Linked DNA regions of Homo sapiens: all the other regions are linked to region 2. A link is a loop called in an ENCODE intact Hi-C map of the cell type or tissue named here. Cell type or tissue: endothelial cell of umbilical vein. All regions are shown on one strand. Region 1 overlaps TRABD2A (TraB domain containing 2A). Region 2 has its middle 21 kb from the start of DNAH6. Region 3 overlaps DNAH6 (dynein axonemal heavy chain 6). Region 4 overlaps TCF7L1 (transcription factor 7 like 1).

Region 1 (5,000 bases), 370 kb after region 2:
CCAGCCATTCAGGTACAACGTTGGTTTGATTTTCTGCTCTGCTCAAAAAAATCAGAAACTAAAGGGATGTCCAACATGAAAAAAATAACTGCAAAAGACACTCCCGAGAGAGCTAAGAACCCACCCAGACTTCTAATTTGTGAAGACACGGTCCACGTACAACATCTGTATTGACGCCTATGTGAAAGCCGGGACATGGTTTATCCAAGGAATAGACGTGTCAGACTCCCAGGGTACCGACAGTAACTGCAGCACTTCAGCCCAACCATGCCTAAGAACAGGAAATAATACATAGCAGTGTTGGGAAATTATGTAAAAAAGCAAAAGACTGAGATAAAAGCAAATTGCTCCCAAAAGGTTAGACTTCATGTGAATCTTTTTTTTTTTTTTTTTTTTTTTGAGACGGAGTCTCGCTCTGTCGCCCAGGCTGGAGTGCAGTGGCGCAATCTCGGCTCACTGCAAGCTCCGCCTCCTGGGTTCACACCATTCTCCTGCCTCAGCCTCCCAAGTAGCTGGGACTACAGGCGCCAGCCATCACGCCCGGCTAATTTTTTGTATTTTTAGTAGACACGGGGTTTCACCATGGTCTCGATTTCCTGACCTCGTGATCCGCCCGCCTCGGCCTCCCAAAGTGCTGGGATTACAGGTGTGAGCCACCGCGCCTGGCCCCATGTGAATCTTAAGATGCCAGTCTATATCTACATAGCTCTTAGAAAGGCTCTATTCAAATTTTCTTTTTTTTTTTTTTTTTTTTTTTTGTCTTTTTGAGACAGAGTCTCGCTCTGATGCCCAGGCTGGAGTGCAGTGGCGCAATCTCGGCTCACTGCAACCTCTGCCCTCCGAGTTCAAGTGATTATCCTGCCTCAGCCTCCTGAGTAGCTGGGACAACAGGCGCCCGCCACCACACCTGGCTAATTTTTTGTATTTTTAGTAGAGACGGGGTTTCACCGTGTTAGCCAGGATGGTCTCGATCTCCTGACGAGAAAGGGAAGAGTTCTCTTTCAGAAAGTTCACATATTTTTCCTAGGCCTTTATTTTAAACCAAGACTATCGAGGAAAAATAGAATGTCAGGATCTCCATCTTCAACCAACTTCCAAATCGATCATGGAAAATGTGGAAAAGTCATCTATGAGCATCATAGTCAATTTTTTTTTTTTAATGAGATCTCCTGCTTTTTTTGGAATTTATGATGGGGAAGCCAGAATCCCTCAGCCAATTACTCCTCTAAGTCTGGCAGTTGGCAGCATTCAGTGTAGGTGCACCTGACAGCAATAACTTCAGAAGAAGAATGTGTGTTCAGAATTCCGAGCTAAGGAATCCAGAGATTCATTCCTTGTCTATAAGGAACATGTGAACCCCTGGCCCATCCTGTGGAACATGGACCACACAAGGGATTGAGGCCCTTTGCTTTGAGTTAAATGAGGATTGCCATGTAGGAGCAGGTGCTAAGTGAAGGTGATTTATCAACTGCAGGCTTTTTGCAAGCGATTGGGATTCTCCTGTCCAGCCCACTGCCACTGGATCACCCTGTAAGTCAGTCCTCTCAATAAACCCTGTGTCTCATTTGCTGGCTCTGGGTCTCTTCTTCCGCCTTTTGAACCTAGTGCCATCCCCACTGAAGTCAATAGGGGTCCCGCATGACACTCAGAGGCAGAGTTGGATTAGAAACAGGAGATCTGAGAACCTAGGCCTGTCCTGCACTAACTCTTGCTGTGACCCCAGGCCAGCCCACCCTCTGCTTCCAGATGGGCCTCTCTCGGGTTAGTCCAGCAGGAAACCATCCCCAGTGACCTCTGCTGGCTGACCCCCCACAATCTTGCCTTGGCCTCTAGGAACAGAGACCTCCTAGCCCCAGGGGTTGTTCTTAAGACCCATGGCACTGATGTGAGAATATGCAGAAACCTGCAAAGTACAAAACAAGGCACCACATGGTATCCCCGGGATCCTCTCCTTAGGCCTGGCAGGCCACCCCATCCTCAAAGAATCTGACCCCTTCCTCCACAGGAGTCTTCCTCAGGCCATCTAGCACCTCCCCAGCTCCCACTCCTCCAGCATCCACCTAGCCCTTAATAACCACAGGCTGAGAGAGGTGGCATCCTTCTAGGAATTTCCCCTTCCTCCTCAGTCAGACCACAGGGCTCCTGGGGAGTGGGCTGCCTCAACCACTCCACTCTGCCCTGGACCTTTCCAGAGAATCATCCTGGAGCCATCTGTTTCTTCTATTAGGTGACCGACCAAACTAAAGACAACTTGCTCCCCATCTTCTCCAACACCCCAAAACTATAGCTCAAGAATTGCAGTTTCATACAATCTGGAAGTATGTCCACTGAGCCCAAACCACTATTGAATGTTGCATTGTGGGGAAAAAAAAAGAGAAAGTGAGTTGTTAGGGTCCTGAAGAACAAGAACTGGCAGTGACCATCCTCCTGGAAAGTACAAAAGAATGACAGCCAAAAAGGCAAATATGAAATATGTTAGTGCCATCTATTGGCAAGAGTAAACAATAACAAAGAAGTGATGCTTTGCACAGTAGCAATTCAAATAAGAGCACCTCAGCGTCAACTCTGGGGTTTGCAAAAGGAGTTTTACATCCAACTAACTGCCTCTTAGGATGTTGAAAGCCCAAAGATGCAGGCTTTGCATGTGGAAAGCAGAGGGAAACTCCAGAACTGTTGGCTACATTCATGTTCACTTAGGGATATGACAAGAAAGAGCCCAAGCCAAGATGTGACTGGGTCCCAAAGGACAGATTCCATGCTGAGGAGACCGGAGCTTTCCCAGATTCCTGCCCCACCCCACCACGACGTCCGATCACTTGGTGGGGAAGTGGACAGGAGAGTCCTATGCTTAGATGGGCAGAGCAGGCATTGCAATTCCCTATGCCCGGAGCCTGTCCATAGATGCCTGGTGATGTGTGAACATGGAGATGGGATTTAGCAAGACCATTTCTCTAGGGGAACCTACCTGTGCAGACAGAGAAGAAGTGAGACACCACCCTGCTGAGCCCACTCCGCTGAGCCTCCAGGTCCAAGCTATGTGCTTCCTTCACATAGGGAATGCCAATGCAGCTGGCAGTACCAAGCAGGCATGAACTTCAGGTGAAGGAGAACAGGAGTCATAACTTGATTCGATACCGAGGGGCAAGGATGATGTCTGCCCTGAGATGACAAGATCAAATCCAGGCATCCGTGTCAGGGTCCTAACCTGTTGCCAGACTTCAGTTAGATTCAGGGACTACACCCCACAAACCAAGAGCCACAAGGCCTACAGGGGCCAGGCAGATGAGTTAAAAGAAGTCAAGATGTCTAGGTGAAAGGTAACAGGGAGGAGTGGGGACTGCGGCCAAACTGGAAAGACAATATTGGCCACATCTAAAGGGGGCGGCCAGTGCTCAGTCCAGCCAACTGCTGCTATGTGGGAGCATGGCCCAAGAGAATCCAGGCTGTTCTCCATATGGTATTTCTCAATTTTTAAATATTGTCAACTTAGTCATTAAAAAAGAAAAAAAATCATGCTAACCACATAAAACAGAACTGCAAGTCGGATTCAGCCCATATGCCTCTTATTTGCAACCTCTGCTAGCCCTTCTGTTTTATGCTTCTGTCCTCTTTTCCTTTAACTTCTTTGAAAAAAAATCTTTGTCTATAGGAAACCAAGAAGAAAAACAATTTCCCTTTGCAAAATCAATGATACCACTCATCTTGAGAAGTTTGAGAGTTAAATATAAAATTATCAGTGAGGACTGTCTCATGGTAGGCACTGTATGTTCACTCCCTTCTGCTTATATCTTATTTATGAAGTGCTTTCCAATTTCCTGCTTTTTTTTTTTTTTTTGCTTCTGACAACAGGATGGTAGGGCAAGTATTATTATCCCCATTGGAAAGATGAGAAAACTAAAGTTTAGAGAAGTTAAGTGATGGTTGAAAGTCATACACTGAGGCCAGGTGTGGCGGCTCACGCCTGTAATCGCAGCACTTTGGGAGACTGAGGCAGGAAGATCGCTTGAGGCCAGAAGTTCAAGACTAGCCTGGCCAACATGGTGAAACTCCATCTCTACTAAAAATATAAAAATTAGCCAGGCGTGGTGGCGGGTGCCTGTAATCCCAGACAGGAGGATGACTTCAACCTGGGAGGCAGAGGCTGCAGTGAGCTGAGATCGTGCCATTACACTTCAGCCTGGGCAACAGAGTGAGACTCTGTCTCAAAAAAAAAAAGTCATTGGGCTGTATACTCAGGTTGTGAGTATTTTACTGTTTATCTCTAGAAATGAAACATGGGGAAGTTACATGAAAAAAAGACTTTTAAGAACAAGTCGTTTTCCTCCTGAATTTAAACAACTCTACCTTGCTAGCTTAACCTCAAGGTCTTATAAGAAATTTAGTTTATACATCTTAAACACCTACACAAACCCTAAGAATGTGTTATAAAATCAACATGACACTGTAGTCTATAATTATAGTGCTCTAAAATATCTCTGAAATATGTTATCTTAAGAGACAGTGTTGCTGGCTAGCCATATGTAGAAAGCTGAAACTGGATCCCTTACTTACACCTTATACAAAAATTAATTCAAGATGGATTAAAGACTTAAATGTTAGACCTAAAACCATAAAAACCCTACAAGCAAACCTAGGCAATACCATTCAGGACATAGGCATGGGCAAGGACTTCATGACTAAAACACCAAAAGCAATGGCAACAAAAGCCAAAATTGACAAATGGGATCTAATTAAACTAAAGAGCTTCTGCACAGCAAAAGAAACTACCATCAGAGTGAACAGGCAGCCTACAGAATGGGAGAAAATTTTTGCAATCTACTTATCTGACAAAGGGCTAATATCCAGAATCTACAAAGAACTCAAACAAATTTACAAGAAAAAAACAAACAACCCCATCACAAAGTGGGCAAAGGATATGAACAGACACTTCTCAAAGAAGACATTTTGGCAGCCAACAGACACATGAACAAATGCTCATCATCACTGGCCATCAGAGAAAT
Region 2 (5,000 bases):
AAAGAAATTCTTTTAGTGGGGTTTTAAGAAGAAATAAAATTAGTTTGGTATAGTCAAAATGCCATATTGCTCTTACATCTATGGGAATAATCTTGTCATACACTTTTTATCCAAATACCTAAGTGCCTCGGGGAATGAATTCTCAGAGCTTACTGCTATTGCCCACTGTGTGTCACTATCTTCTTACCATTTGAAACCACAATTTCTGGAGTCTTTCTAGTATTAACTTACTGAGTTCCAATATGTCTAAAGATAATAAAAAATAATGACACAAACTACAAAATCATAACACAAGCAAAAGCTGACAGCAATGAGAAATTTTCTAGAAGATTCAGTCTCCTAAAATAAAAATGGTACTTTATCTTGACATGGTGACCGCTTTCTATATATACTGTATATTCTATATATTTTTCTATATACTACATGTATATATATTTACTATAGCAGGGGTTGGGAAATCTTTACTTTAAAGGACCAGATAGTAAATATTTTTATTTACTATTTTAAAGGGGCATGGCTATGATCCAGTGAAACTTTATTTACAAAAACACAGGTAGAAGTCTGGATTTGACCCATAGATTAGAGTTTGCTAATCCCTGCTCTGTGCTATATGTAGATAATATATGTATACAAATTCTGTACCATAAATATAGACTATATACCATATGTATATTTTTAAACAAAATGAAATAATGTATAATATTCTGAAACTCACATTTTCACTTAGCAGTATATTGAGTATATTGCCCCATGTCATGTCAATACATATAACTCTCCTTCATCGTTTTAATTGGCTAGAGCAACTTATTGGGAATCATAGTTTAGATACTATATTTTATTTAAATGTAGCTTCCATTAAAATCCTTAAATAAATATCTTTGTGCCTCTGATCACATATTTTTAAAGTCAAATTTATAAAAGAGGAACTACCTTTAAAAGATACACGTAGCTTTCAAAACTCAACAAATGCTGAAAAATTTCTCTCCAAGATGCTAATTTGAACTCTATAAGCAAAAATCGTTGGCTGAGCCTACATAGTTTAAATTCCTGGAGTTAAAAAGTTATGTAAATGAGTCATCACTGAAAGGCTCCAGAAGGAATCGGCGCCAGAAGACTGGATGGCTATACAAGTGACGCAGATGGTCCAAGAGGAAGCTAGGCTGGGACATCCTTGGTAGACACAACAGCTTCAGGCCCAAAGATGAGTAAAGGGGTGAGATGCTGATATCAAATATTCTAACAAGGATAACTGATATGAAACTGGTCCATGATAGGCTGTTTGTTCAGTTTGAAGAGACTGTGACAACAAGCAAGGCTCCCCACCAAGGCACACAAGGTGTATTATGGTCAAGCACGAGGAACTAAGGCCACAGTAAGAACAGGAGTGGTTGTCATTAGTTTGAGTTTGGAGTCAAAGGCAAGACAGAATGGACAGAGTGAGATCAGAGGCAGCAGTTGCGTTTTGCAGGTTTTCCCTGTCAGCCACACTGAGGGAAGGGCTGTCTTTGTGAAAGGATGTGGTCCTAGGAGAAGGGGATTGGGGACAAGAGTCTGGCTGCACTGGAGACAAAGGTCCAAAAAACCTCAGCCCAGGACTCACACGTTGGTCTCTCTCTGAGAGCTCAGGACACTATTAGTGGTAGCATATGAATCATCTGAGGCCCTGGGACCATCAATGTTGATTTGTTTGCCGGATACAGGTTCTCTATAATGTAGCATTTGACGAAGACCATGACTAATATCCTGATTTTCAGGAAGCAAAAAGGAGACATTAGCAGAATTTCTAGATGAAGGGGAATCATTTTCCTACTGTACTCATTATGTCACATCACATCGAAAATCCCACTTTCAGTCCCAAGAGCCATTTTTAGTGTAGAATTACTAAAGAGAGTTCTGCAAAAATATCATACACGGACTAAAGAAACTGGAAGGTTAGGAGGGAGAGATTTAAAGAAGGAAAATTAAGAGTAGAATAATATCTGCATTCAAACATTAGAAAAAAACACGGGGACAGTTTGTAGAAGTGACTAGAGAGTAGATTTTGACATCTACCCAAAACAGAACTTTCTGAAAATTAGAACTATCTAACAGAGGCACAGATATAATGCATTTCCTGTAACTGGATGTGATCAAAGATGAGAAACTCACCTTCCAGGCACCATTCCAGCCTTCCATATCCAGCAGACTTACTGGACACCAATTCTGTTCTCCATGGCAGCACTTCTAAAATTTAATATGAACTGAACCACCTGGGAATTATTAAAATACAGATTGATTCATGAGGTCTGGAGCAGGATCTGAGATTCTGCATGACTAGCAAGCTCTCAGGTGATGCCAATGCTGCTAGTCAATGGATCACACCTTGAATAGCAAGCTGCTGTGGCAGAGGCTCTCAGATGTGTCTCTGTGGAATCACCTGGGGTAGGGGACACTTTAGAAAAACTATCAATGTCTGGATCTCTCACTCTTAGAGAGTTTAATTCATATGATGTGTGGCCTGGGCATCAGAATTTTTCAAAGTTCTCTAAGTGATCTTAATATGCAACTAAGTTTAAATGCCCTTTGACCATTTATTTATTGAGACAGAGTCTTGCTCTGTTGCCCAGTCTGGAATGCAATGGCAGTCTCGGCTCACTGCAACCTCCACCTCCCGGGTTCACTCGATTCTCCTGCCTCAGCCTCCCCAGTAGCTGGGATTACTGGCATGCACCACCATGCCCTGCTAATTTTTGTATTTTTAGTAGAGACAGGGTTTCACCATGTTGGCCAGGCTGGTCTCGAACTCCTGACCTCAGGTGATCCATCCACTTTGGCCTCCCAAAGTGCTGGGATTACAGGCATGAGCCACTGCGTCCAGCCTCTTTGACCTTTTCAAATCACAAAAACACTAACTTAGAGATCACCTCTGCAAAGACCTTTAAGTCTTGAAATGTAATTATCTAGGCTTGGCAGGGCTCATCACTCATACATATTCACATTGGTTCAATATTTTGAAGGAAAACTTTATAATAATTATTAATTCTCATAACTAATGGGGCATTAGACCATATAATGCCTCAAGTTCCTTTCAGATTTAAGAAACCATTGCCCTGATACAAAATCTGGTAATGCATATATTTGACCACGAGGTGGTGATGAAGCAACAGAATACGATATCACAAACCCCTCAGAAAGTTAAGCAGCCCGTGACTTATGCCAACACTTAAGAGTGCCCCACTTGCAGACTATGTCTAATTCTCATCTTTGAGAGGTGATTGGTCACAGACTCTTTTAAGAATCTTATCAACGTTACAGACAAAGAAATACACGCACACAAACATGAATACAATTGTAAGCAGTTCACAGACCCTGAAATTACACTGGACAGCCAAGGCTGAAGAGACATTAACTCCCGTATAAATTATATGACGCCTCTCCCACTCCCACCTCCACGCTTCTCAGCAGCTGACCACATCTCCTGCTTCAGAGAGGAAATAGAATAAATAAGGCCCCAAATCTATCACTTTACCTAACCCACTGCCACCTTTCTTCCATCTACATGGGACAGATGTCATTTCTTTTTATCAAAAACTAAATCTTTCAGCAGTGCTCCTGATCCATTTCATCCTGGCCTCCACCAAGTTCATGGTCCCTCCACTTTAAGCCTTCTTATGCTAATTTAAAAGTAACTAATTTTTTCATTGTAAAAGTAGGATATGGTCTTTATTTTTAAACACACAGAATAGCAAAGGGCATCACATAAAAATAACCATAAATCTCCTAAATATTTATGTTTTTCTTCTATGTAGTTTCTGAGTTTATATATATTCTGGGCTTACAAAAATATAATCATGTTATGCAAACTGTTTTATGACATTAATACTTAATGTAACTTTAAAATATTTTCATCTTTATATTTCTTCACCTGCAGATGTGGTTCTAAACCAGAGATATTCATGTGAATCACCTATAAGAATTTTTCAAGCAAATACTTGCCTGGGTGCCAATGCCAAAGATTCTAATTCATCAGATCTGGCATGAGTCCTGGAAATCTGTATGTTTAGAAACTCCCACCTGTGATTTTGAGGTCTAATACTAGAAATATAATTTTAAATCAATTTTATTGTTATAAGTTACATATTATAAAATGCACATGTTCTAAGAAATTCAGTACAGTGAATTTGTACACATTTATATACCCATGTAACCACCAAAGTTACCAAGATATAAAACATTTCCATCACTCCCCAAAATTTTCTTGTTCCCCTTGCCAGTTAATCTCCTACCCCTCTCCCAGCCCCAGGTAATAACTGATCTATTCCCTATCACTGTAAATTAGATTTGTATTTTCTAGAGATTCATATAATTGTAATTAGACAATATGTACTCTTTTTTTTTTTTTTTTTTTGACGGAATCTCGCTCTGTCACCCATGCTGGAGTGCAGTGACACGATCTTGGCTCTCTGCAACCTCCACCTGCCGGGTTTAAGCAATTCTCGTGCCTCAGCCTCCCAAGTAGCTGGGACTATAGGTGCGCACCACCATGCTCAGCTAATTTTTATATTTTTAGTAGAGACGGAGTTTCACCATGTTGGCCAGACTGGTCTCAAACTCCTGACCTCTAGTGACCCGCCAGCCTTGGCCTCCCAAAGTGCTGGGAATACAGGCATGGGTCACCACGCCCAGTCACAACAATATGTACTCTTTTGTGTCTGGGTTTTTTTTTCGTTCAGCTAATGTTTTTCAGATATGACCATGTTGTTGTATGTATCAACAGATTGTTCCTTTTTATTGCTGAGAAGTATTACAAATAAAGCTGCTATGAAAATTCACATGCAAGTGTTTGTACAGATATAGACTTTGTTTCATTTCGCAAGGGTAAATACCTAAGAATAAAATACCTAGGTCATATGGTGACTATGTCCTTTACTGGCAATTTACTGACTGTGTAGCCTTGGAAGAGTAACTTTACCTCTCTGAATCTTAGCTGTGAAATAGGATTACCAACCCAGAATTTTAAG
Region 3 (5,000 bases), 140 kb after region 2:
CCTGACAACTTCATAAGAGAGAGGAGAGATTTGGGCAGGAGGAGGTTACACTACAGATCCTTGGTCAGATGCACTACCTTTCCCAAGACCTAGTTCCTGCTTCTCCAGGAACTCTTTTGCCCTAAAGTTTTCCTCAGGATTTGGTCTACTTTGAAGCTCTTCCTTTCTACAAAAAGCAAATGAAATATTCAAGCACTGGGTTGAGACTTTGTGTTTAGACTCAGCAGAAGGCATATTATCTGATTTACCTTCCCAGCATTCCTCTGTGATAGGTGTTGTCATCACTGCACAGATGGGAGTGAGATTTGGAGCAGTGAAGTAACTCGCCAGCAGTCACCACTAGAAAATGTCAGAGAAAGAATTTGAACACGTCCTTTGATTCAAGTCAAATGTTCTCTCCCATTTTAAAAAAAAATACATATTATATGCAAATTTAGAAACATAAAAAGATATGAAGAATAAAATAATGAATATCTACTTAGCCACCTCCCAGCTAAGAGATAAAATGTTACCAGCGCACTTGAAATCCTCTGTCTCTCTTCACCAGGGGTAACTTCTATTCTGAATTTGGGGGTTATTATTCACATGTGTGCATATGTGTGTGTGTGGTCCTAAATTTAAAACGTAGTATCATTCTGTGTGCTACATTCTACATTTTGGTTTTTCCACTGAGCACTTTGTCTATGAGATTCATCCAGGCTAATACTATAGCTCTATTTTTTTAATTCGTTTTCACTGCTCTGTTTTTATGATTTTTTTCATCCATTCTCTTTCTGATAGGTATTTGGGTTGTTTCTAATATAGTATTTGCTACTGTAAGCAATGCTGCAATAAGCATTATTACACAGATCTCCAGGTGAATGGGTGCCTGGTTTATTTGGCTTGGAATATAGGAGTTGGTCTCAAGGTACATATACGTATCATATTGACTCAATAAGGACAAATGCTTCTTCCGTGATTGTGGTAATTTATACTCCCCCTGCAAATGTATAAGAGCTGCCTATGCTCCACATCCTTGCCCATGCTGTCAGGTTCCATAACTGTTGTCAGTCTGAGGAGTATGAAATGGTATCCCATTGTATTCTCCTGGTTACTAATGAGGTTGAATGTCTTTTCAAATGTTTATACTGTAGGATTTCTCATCTGTGAAATACCTATTTACATCTTTTCTCCATGTTCTCTTGGCTTGCTTATGCTTTTTTAAATTGATTAATAGTGTTTTTAATATGTTATTGATACTGATTTCTTCTCTCAGTTAGGTATTATCTCTTAGTTCTGTCCTCTAAAAAGGGACATTGACAGCCTAAAAATAGTGATCACCTCTAGTACCCAGACTGTGGTCTTAAGTACCTTTTCCTACTGAAAGTAACCAGAGCTGGTTCTAGGTCTGGGGCAGGAAATGCATAAAATGAGCCTGCAACATCCTGTCCTATCTGAAATAGCCACAACAAAATACCAAAAATTGATGTGACCATATCAATAATCAGAATGTTACTAAAGAGGATCTCATTGACCAAAGATGGGACAATGCAAGAATGATAATAATAACTGGAATGGATCAAAACACATAAAACATTTTTAAATTCATGAATATACAATGATTAACCAAAAAATGTAAAACAAAAAACTCATTGATTACCTTAGAGGTTTCCAGGGAAACAACTTATTTGAAAAATTGATAAAGAAAAAGAATTAAGTATTTATCCTGCCTTTTCTGTGGACTGTTTTTTGGGGTAATAAAAAAGTTGATGAGGAAAAATTTTTATAGAATAATCACAACTAATAAATGCAGAAGGGATGATAACATTAGAAATTACTATTTTGCAACCTTCAAAAAACAATATATCTAGCAATGGCCATCATTGCTAAAACCACTAAAGACTAATTGGAAAATTTATAATGGACGAATCAGACTAGTAATCCATCGATCACAACTTTGACAATCAAAAAATACATATCTCCTGTTATGATATACAAGCTATGAATTATTCCTGTTCAAAAAAAAATTAAACTTCAACCTAATGAATCTAATGGAGTCTCTAGATTTAAATACCAGTTTTCAAGAAGTACAGGTGTATGAGATAAAGGACCATGTTAACACCACAAGAATACAATCAGCTAAATATGGAATCAGGGGAATTCTATAGGGAAAATAACTTACAGACCTTCAAAAATAAATTGCATAAAAGAGAGAGGATTCAGGGAACTGCTATAAATTTAAAGAGATTTAAGAGACACAGTAACCAAATGCAATGTTTGTACCTTGCTTGTATCTTTGTCGGAACAAACCAATTGTAAAAGGATAATATCAGTACCATTGAGGACAATTGAACAAGATATTAAGTAATGGGTTTTTCTTTGGGTAGGTTAGCAGTATTGATTTGGGTAATTTGGGGTTCTTATGTGTTACAGAGTTTATTGTGAAACAATATGATGTCTAGGGTTTGCTTTAAAATAACAACAAAAAATGTTGGAGAGTATTTTGAAAATAGAATGTTGGTAATTTTAAGCTGGGTGGCATATACCTTCTTTCACCTCTTGTGTATGTTTGAAATTTTTCAAAATAAAAAGTTTTTTTAAAGTAGAAATCATCACAAAATAAAATGATAGAAATAACACCAAAACTTATTTCTAATGGTCAATTAATTGCTACACAATTCGTCTCTGAAAAACAAAACAAAACAAAACAAAATAGCCCCTGACTGCTCTCCGCTGAGAGCCGACCTGACTCAGACTATTTGCTTCTCCGGTTGAACACAAACAATTTCACAGACCACCAACTACAGACCAGGTCACGATGCATCCATTATGGAATGAGATGCCATAATCGTGTCTGAAAACACACAAGAATGCTGTCCAAACCACAAAAAATAATCTAATATCCCCCTCTCCAGGCTAAGCTGTGTAACTGCTTCACCTTTACCAATGACAGCCTCAGCCTCCTGTATAATGTTATTATTATATCCATCATAAACTTGCCCCTGCTTCCTACCAGCACCTAATCCACAGTGTTGTGGATTGAATTGTGTCCCCTCAAAATATGTTCAAGTCCTCATGCCTAATATCTGTGAATGTTACCTAATTTGGGCCTTTACATTTATAAAGACTCAGATGTTTAAAATGAGGCCATACTGGAATTCTACAGGCCCTAATCCAATAACTAACTAGTGCCTTTGTAAGAAGAGAAAAATGTAGATATAGATACACAGAGAGAAGGCAGCCAAGTGAAGATACACAGGAGGTGGAGATCAGAGTGATGCAGTACAAGAAGCCAAGGAATCCCAAGGGTTGCCGGCAACCACTAGAAGCTACCAAGAGGCAAGAAAGAATCCTACCCCCAAGAGCCTTCAGAATGAGCATGGCTTTGTTGATACCTTTATTTCAGACTTCTAGCCTCTAGAACTGTGAGAGAATAATTTTCTGCTGCTTTAAGCCCTTCAGTTTATGGCAATTTGTTATAGTAGCTCTTAAAAACTAATAGAGCAAAACCCTTCTTCACTGACCCTTCCCCAGAATTTTCTAACATAAGCCCAAATCCTATGACAAGTCCTCCTAATATCCTTTTACCAAGAGAAACCTTGGTTCCCCACAGAGTGTGGTCTCCCTTGTTGGAACAAGTGGTAAACCCAATTGCGTCTGACTACAGGTATGTCCTGGTTATCTTTGGCCTGTAGGCATTGACCCTGTCCTTCACTTTTGTTGAAAACAAAGAATTGGAGATCACCTGACTTGAAAAAGTATTTGTTAACCAGTCAGTCATTGCAAGCATTCCTGCGTTCATGATCAATATTTGGAACTGCTCCTTTGTTTGGCACCCTGGAGGTTTTTGCATCCTGGGGCAATGCACCACAGTAAGATCTGGTTTGGATAAGAGCAAGGCTGCCAGTATCATCTGCTGAGCCTCTACACCTGTGGCACGCGTTCACCAAGTCACCAGCCGTGTCAGGGCTGGATTTCAAACCCCCCACTCTCCTCCTCAGCCAGGCACAAACTGCAGAGCCAGGAGTGGCAGAGAAAGAGGGTCATTTTTGAAGAGCAAACGGAAATGAAGAACCACCATGACCACAGACATGTTCTCAAAGAGAAAAATATTAGCAAAGAGTCTGTGTCACAGATCAAGATCTGGAATTTTCTTTGTTACTTCCTTTAAAACTGTTCAAAAGTATCCCTTGGGAAGTCTCCACGTATGCCAGGACTTACATGTATGCTAAGTATGAAGACCATTCCTCTACAATATGGAAGCATTCTGCAGCTTTGTTGTACAGAACACCAACTTAGTCTTTAGTCCTGTCCATGCTATCATTCCATGCATTCATTCAACTTCTCTTACCTTGTCTATATTATTACTAATTTCCAGGGACTGTTTCTTATCTCTGACTAATCCCTTTTTTTAGAGTATCTTGTTTTATTTTAGGAATGTGTTTCCCTCCCAGATCTCTCTGAGGATTCCATTTCAATTTTGTAAAATTACTTTCTGTTCCCTAAATTATCTCCACTTTCTCCAAAGTTGCCCGTTAGTTTATTCTTCTCATTCTTTCTCTTTCTTGAATCTTCACCTATTGGTTCATAAGTATAGATGAAGGACTAATTTAATTAGTGTAAACAGCTTGTTTCCCCCAAATGCCCCTTCCTTGAATGAAAGAACTACCAAGAGCTCTGTGGAAGTATAGAATGTGTGGCCAGCAGGCTTCTTCATAGAATGTATGCACACGGAGCAGCCAGTAAGTGAGAAAGCCCACATCGAATGCCAAATAATAAGGATTTTCCTTCTAAAGTAGTACATTTCAGTGGGTTTCACTTTCTTTTATTATTTTTGAATCTCGGCGACTGAAGTGGAAGTCTGGAACCATCTTTCTCTCCTTGTCTCTGCTTTCCTTATCTCCCAAGCCTAATATCGTCTCCCAGTATCTCCTAATATTAATATCTCCCCAAGGCAGATCTCCCCCTTTGCTTATGAGGCAGTCCTTCATTTTAGCCTGGTGGGGATCTCAGCACTAAAA
Region 4 (5,000 bases), 810 kb after region 2:
CTGAAGGATTTAGGTCTGAGGTGGCTCTCAGGGGCTCTTTGGATGCATCTGGATTCAGCTTCCTGGCCATGCACACCCATGCCCACGCTTGTGTGTTTTGTCCCTGTTGGGGTTATCCACAGAGGGGTGTGCGGTGGTTCCCTACATTCCTAGTCCTCGGTTTGGGTATATGCTGTGAACATCCTGCCCCTGGGGGCAGCTGAGGAGAGTAATGAGCAGGAACTTTTATTGGGACAGAAGCCTGCAAGGAGAACCTTCCTTCTAGGAGGCCACTATCTACTTACCGCCTTCCCTCCCGGTTCATTTTCTGGACAATGATGCCACCTAGTGGGAAACGGTAAGAACTCACACAGCATTTCGACAACTATACATAGATCTTCAAATAAAAATTTCCCTACTTTGTATTAGGTTGGTGCAAAAGTAATTGTGGTTTTGCCATTAAAAGTATGGCCAAAACCACAATTACTTTTGCACCAACCTAATACTTAATTCTGTTACCCATTGAGTCCTGTTTGCTGGTTTCTCCCCAGGCCAAATACAGCACATGAGCAATCAGGATTTGCTAATACTATCACCAGTTTTTAAGACAGCTATAAATGATGTAAATAAATGTAAATTTAAAACTGATGCAGAGGCTGGGCGTGGTGGCTCACACCTGTAATCCCAGCACTTTGGGAGGCTGAGGCAGGGGGATCGCCTGATGTCAGGAGTTCAAAACCAGCCTGGCCAACATGGTGAAACCCCATCTCTACTAAAAATACAAAAAAATTAGCCGGACATGGTGGTGGGTGCCTGTAATCCCAGCTACTTGGGAGGTTGAGGCAGGAGAATCGCTTGAACCCAGGAGGCAGAGGTTGCAGTGAACCGAGATCACACCACTTGCACTCCAGCCTGGGTGACAGAGCAAGACTCTGTCTCAAAATAGAATAAAATTTTATTTTGAGCCACTGAGCCCGGCACAGTGGCTCACACCTGTAATCCCAGCATTTTAGGAGACCAAGGTGGATGGATTGCTTGAGCGCAGGAGTTCGAGAACAGCCTGGGCAACATGGTGAAACCGCGTCTCTACAAAATATTAGCGAGGTGTGGCAGTGCGCATCTGTAGTCCCAGCTACTTGGGAGGCTGAGGTGGGAGGATTGCTTGAGCCTGGGAGGTAGAGGCTGCAGTGAACCGAGATTGCACCACTGCACTCCAGCCTGGGCAACAGAGCGAGACCTTGTCTCAAACACACACACACACACACACACACACACACACACACACACACACTGATGCCCAGAAAGGCTTAATGAAAGGAGATATGCCAAAATGACCATAGCGACAGGGTTAGGATGGTGCAGTTATGTTGTCTAAATGCTTTGTGATACAATTATGATATAGTTTGCATTTCTTTCTTAGAAAGTTTGTGTTATTCATAGTATATTTTTTTAAGTAGTAGATCATGGTGAAAGTAAAGTTGGAAAATATGGAAAGAGAGACAATAAAGACAAAGTTACCCATAGTTTCACCACTCAAATATAACTTGTTTACATTTTTGGTGTGCTTCTATTTAGCCTTTTTTTAAATTACAGAGTTTATGTATTTTTTAATTGTGATTATGTATTTTCACGCTGGTAATAATTCTATTGGATTTATTTTACTAAAAGTCACCCTTTAGACAAAGCTGTTTCCAGAAACTATCATTAAGATGCATTGGCTTCCTGGAAATCTGATCTTACAATAATTTTTAATATTTTTGTGTTGTATGTTCATGTATATGGAGATATCTTCAAAAACGAGTAATTGGACAGGTGAAAACAGTAAGAAGACAGTACTTTTTAAATTCATGATGCAACATCCAGTGAGCCCACCAGCCACCAGCAGGGCCCAGCTGTGTGCTGGCGCCACCTGGTGGTCATGGTTATAAACGGTTTAATTCTCCGCCTCTCCTCTCTGCTTGGCACACTGAAAAGGAACAAGGCTGTGGTGAGCTCAAGGATACCCAGGAAATCTATGGATTGGAGTTTGCATTATGAGTACCAAATAGGCACCACATGAAAGGAAAGAAAGGTCTCATGGAATCTACGAAATGAAAAATTCAAAGAGGAATATAGCCATTTGGAGTTGTAGCCCTTGGGTTACCTCCAAATCATCTTTTTTACAAATCTCTTTTTTTTTTTTTTGAAATGGAATCTTGCTCTGTCACCCAGGCTGGAGTGCAGTGGCACGATCTCGGCTCACTGCAGCCTCTGCCTCCTGGGTTCCAGCAATTCTCCTGCCTCAGCCTCCTGGGTAGCTGGGACTATAGGCACACGCCACCATGCCCGGCTAATTTTTGTATTTTTAGTAGAGACAGGGTTTCACCATGTCGGCCAGGCTAGTCTCGAACTCCTGACTTCAGGTGTTCTGCCCGCCTTGGCCTCCCAAAATGCTGGGATTACAGGCATGAGTCATCGTGCCCGGCCACAAATCTCTTTTAAAAAGAAATCTCTTCTCCACTTGTAACTCACTTATCTTATTATCAAAAAACATAATTTCTGTCCTTTCTCTGTGACAGATAAGTTTTACGTTTTGAGAAGGTTCTGGGAGAGACAGGTTGTACAAGAGAAAACATTCTTGTTTATTAGAGCCATAAACAGCTGATATGAATCCCAGCTCTGCCACTTACTAACCGTGTCCCAGGCTAAGTCATGTAATCTTTCTGGGCTGTTCCCTCATCTCTGGAATGGGGGTAATCACAGCTTCTTTTCTAGGTTATAAGGAGTAGAAATTATGCCTGGTGCTGTGTTTGTAATGCAGGGTTCAGTGACCTGTAGATGTTTTTAAAATAAAAAGCCTTATGGATAAGTCAGATTAGGTTTAAACAATTAAAAAGTTAATTCTGTTTACCAATTGTAGAACGCACAGGTTTTTCCCATGTTAACATCTCTGAAGATGTGTCTGTGGCGTGCCAGCGTTTTTCTCAATAGCTTTATAAAATAATGGTGCTCCTTCCATTTGGTGGTGTTTTACACAGAATGTGGTAGTGAGGTCAGCAGAGTAAAGTGTTACAGAGAGAAGTGTTTCAAGTGCTTTAGGGTTGTGTCTGTAAAGCCTGAATATGAGACTTGGTAGTATGAGGTCTAATGGGGGCAACTCTCCCCCTGCCCTGTTCCCAGTCCCAGACTTGAACCTGAGAGCAACTGTTTCTATGAAGTTTATTTGAAAAATGTGTGTTAAACCTTTTCAGGGCCGGGCGCAGTGGTTCACACCTGTAATCCCAGCACCTTGGGAGGCCGAGGCGGGTGGATCACCTGAGGTCAGGAGTTCAAGACCAGCCTGGCCCACATGGTGAAACCCTATCTGTACTAAAAATACAAAAAAATTAGCCAGGCGTGATGGCAGACGCCTGTAATCCCAGCTACTCCAGAGGCTGAGACAGGAGAATTGCTGGAATCCGGGAGGCAGAGGCTGCAGTGAGCCGAGATCATGCTACTGCACTCCAGCCTGGGTGACAGAGCAAGACTCCATCTCAAAAAACAAAACAAAACAAAAAAAAAACCTTTTTAGATTCAATGAGATGACACAGCGCAGATCATCCCTCAGCAGCCTGTAGTGTTTGAGATGACACAGCGCAGATCATTCCCCAGAAGCCTGTACTGTTTCCCACACACAGTGCACGTGAGGGGAGCGATGGAGGGTGGGTGTGATCCCTTCTCAAGTCCTGCTGCTCTGCTGTGTCCACTGCTGTCATCTCTCAGGGACTGTTTTGAGGACTGAATGGGATGTTGCCTGGAAAATACCTGGCACTTACTTGATTCCATAAATAACAGCTGGTCATACTCTCCATCTCCTTGGCAACCATTCCTGGTCTTTTTTGTCTCTTTCAGTCTAATAAAGTTCCTGTCGTTCAGCACCCGCATCACATGCATCCGCTGACTCCCCTCATCACCTACAGCAATGACCACTTCTCCCCCGGCTCCCCTCCCACCCACCTCTCCCCAGAGATCGATCCAAAGACAGGTAAGTCGTCTGCCACTCAGGCAGTGCTGCTGCAGGGCAGGCGGGCTTCTCTTTTGTGGGAACATAACAGCCCTTGAATCAGGCTGACCTGGGTTCAAATCATGGCTCTTTGTCTCAGGAGTCTTTGGACCTTGTCTGCTAACTTTAGCCTTGTCATTTTTTTTTTCATCTGTGCCTCCCCTGTACCTTCTCCACCATAGGGTCACGATAAGGCCCACAGGAATTAAATGCAGTAAAGCACAGGGCCTGGCTCCATAGGCAGTGTGTGGGGTGGCTCTGCCCAAGTCTAGCCCAGCTGTGGGCCGTGCTTCCCTACACCAAGACATGTTTGCCCTAAACTGAACATTTTTAAATAGATTCATCAGTCTAAGCAGACACAGAAGTGCAACCGTAAAGCAGTGAGGCCAAACTGGCTTTTATTTATTTATTTATTTAAGACAGTCTTGCTGTGTCGCCCAAGCTGGAGTGCAGTAGTGTGATCTCAGCTCACTGCAGCCTTGACCTCCCGGGCTCAAGCAGTCCTCCTCCCTCAGCCTCCCGAGTTGCTGGGACCACAGGCGCATGCCACCATGCCCTTGCCCAGCTAATTTTTGTATTTTTAGTAGAGATGGGTTTCTGCCATGTTGCCCAGGCTGGTCTCAAACTCCTGGACTCAAGCAGTCAACTCACCTAAGTGCCGGGATTACCGGTGTGCCACCATGCCCAACCTGAACTGGCTTTTTTTTCTTTTTTTTTTTTTTAACTTGCCCACCAGACCTGTCCATTCCAGGGAGCCACTGTCTTTATAGCATTCACACAGAGTTGCCAGGGGAAGGCAAAGCATTTTTGGAGCCCCTCTTTGGAGAAATAACAGTCACTACAAGTTACAGATAATGAGGAAGACACATGTGGAGGAGGAATCCAAAGTTTATTTCTCCATGAATGAGGCGGGCTTTCTAGAGACTTGGTTCACCAGTGACTCTTGTCATTGGTCTTGTGGGTCCTGTCCCTCTCTTCCAGGACGCTGGCTTCTGTATCA

What was found. Peaks named below come from ENCODE experiments on the same cell type or tissue, not always from the same donor. Only the 100,000 strongest peaks of a DNase experiment are listed, where the experiment ranks them.
Region 1: a loop joins it to region 2, with 6 times the contacts of the local background. A loop is called at or near these places in 55 of 110 quality-filtered maps.
Region 3: a loop joins it to region 2, with 14 times the contacts of the local background. A loop is called at or near these places in 73 of 110 quality-filtered maps.
Region 4: it touches region 2 in a loop (7-fold over the local background); 25 of 110 quality-filtered maps call a loop at or near these places.

Annotation. Positions count from the first base shown.
Region 1 is chr2:84,862,864-84,867,863 of GRCh38, forward strand. The region is part of intron 2 of TRABD2A (TraB domain containing 2A); the gene reads right to left. Among named protein-coding and RNA genes, the nearest start is that of TRABD2A, 16 kb to the right of the region's middle. In endothelial cell of umbilical vein, a CTCF peak has its summit at 2,521 (motif pointing left); no DNase peak of the experiment used is centred here.
Region 2 is chr2:84,492,604-84,497,603 of GRCh38, forward strand. It overlaps a transcript of DNAH6 not described here. Among named protein-coding and RNA genes, the nearest start is that of DNAH6, 21 kb to the right of the region's middle. In endothelial cell of umbilical vein, a CTCF peak has its summit at 3,116 (motif pointing right); DNase peaks (open chromatin) are centred at 1,098, 1,698 and 3,138; H3K27ac peaks cover 2,491 bases.
Region 3 is chr2:84,628,390-84,633,389 of GRCh38, forward strand. All of the region lies in intron 29 of DNAH6 (dynein axonemal heavy chain 6), which reads left to right. Among named protein-coding and RNA genes, the nearest start is that of DNAH6, 110 kb to the left of the region's middle. In endothelial cell of umbilical vein, a CTCF peak has its summit at 2,896; no DNase peak of the experiment used is centred here; H3K27me3 peaks cover 403 bases.
Region 4 is chr2:85,298,635-85,303,634 of GRCh38, forward strand. It overlaps TCF7L1 (transcription factor 7 like 1), which reads left to right. Exons shown (of 12, transcript NM_031283.3): 5 at 3,850-3,982. Among named protein-coding and RNA genes, the nearest start is that of TGOLN2, 27 kb to the right of the region's middle. In endothelial cell of umbilical vein, CTCF peaks have their summits at 323 (motif pointing left) and 1,896 (motif pointing left); DNase peaks (open chromatin) are centred at 307 and 1,887.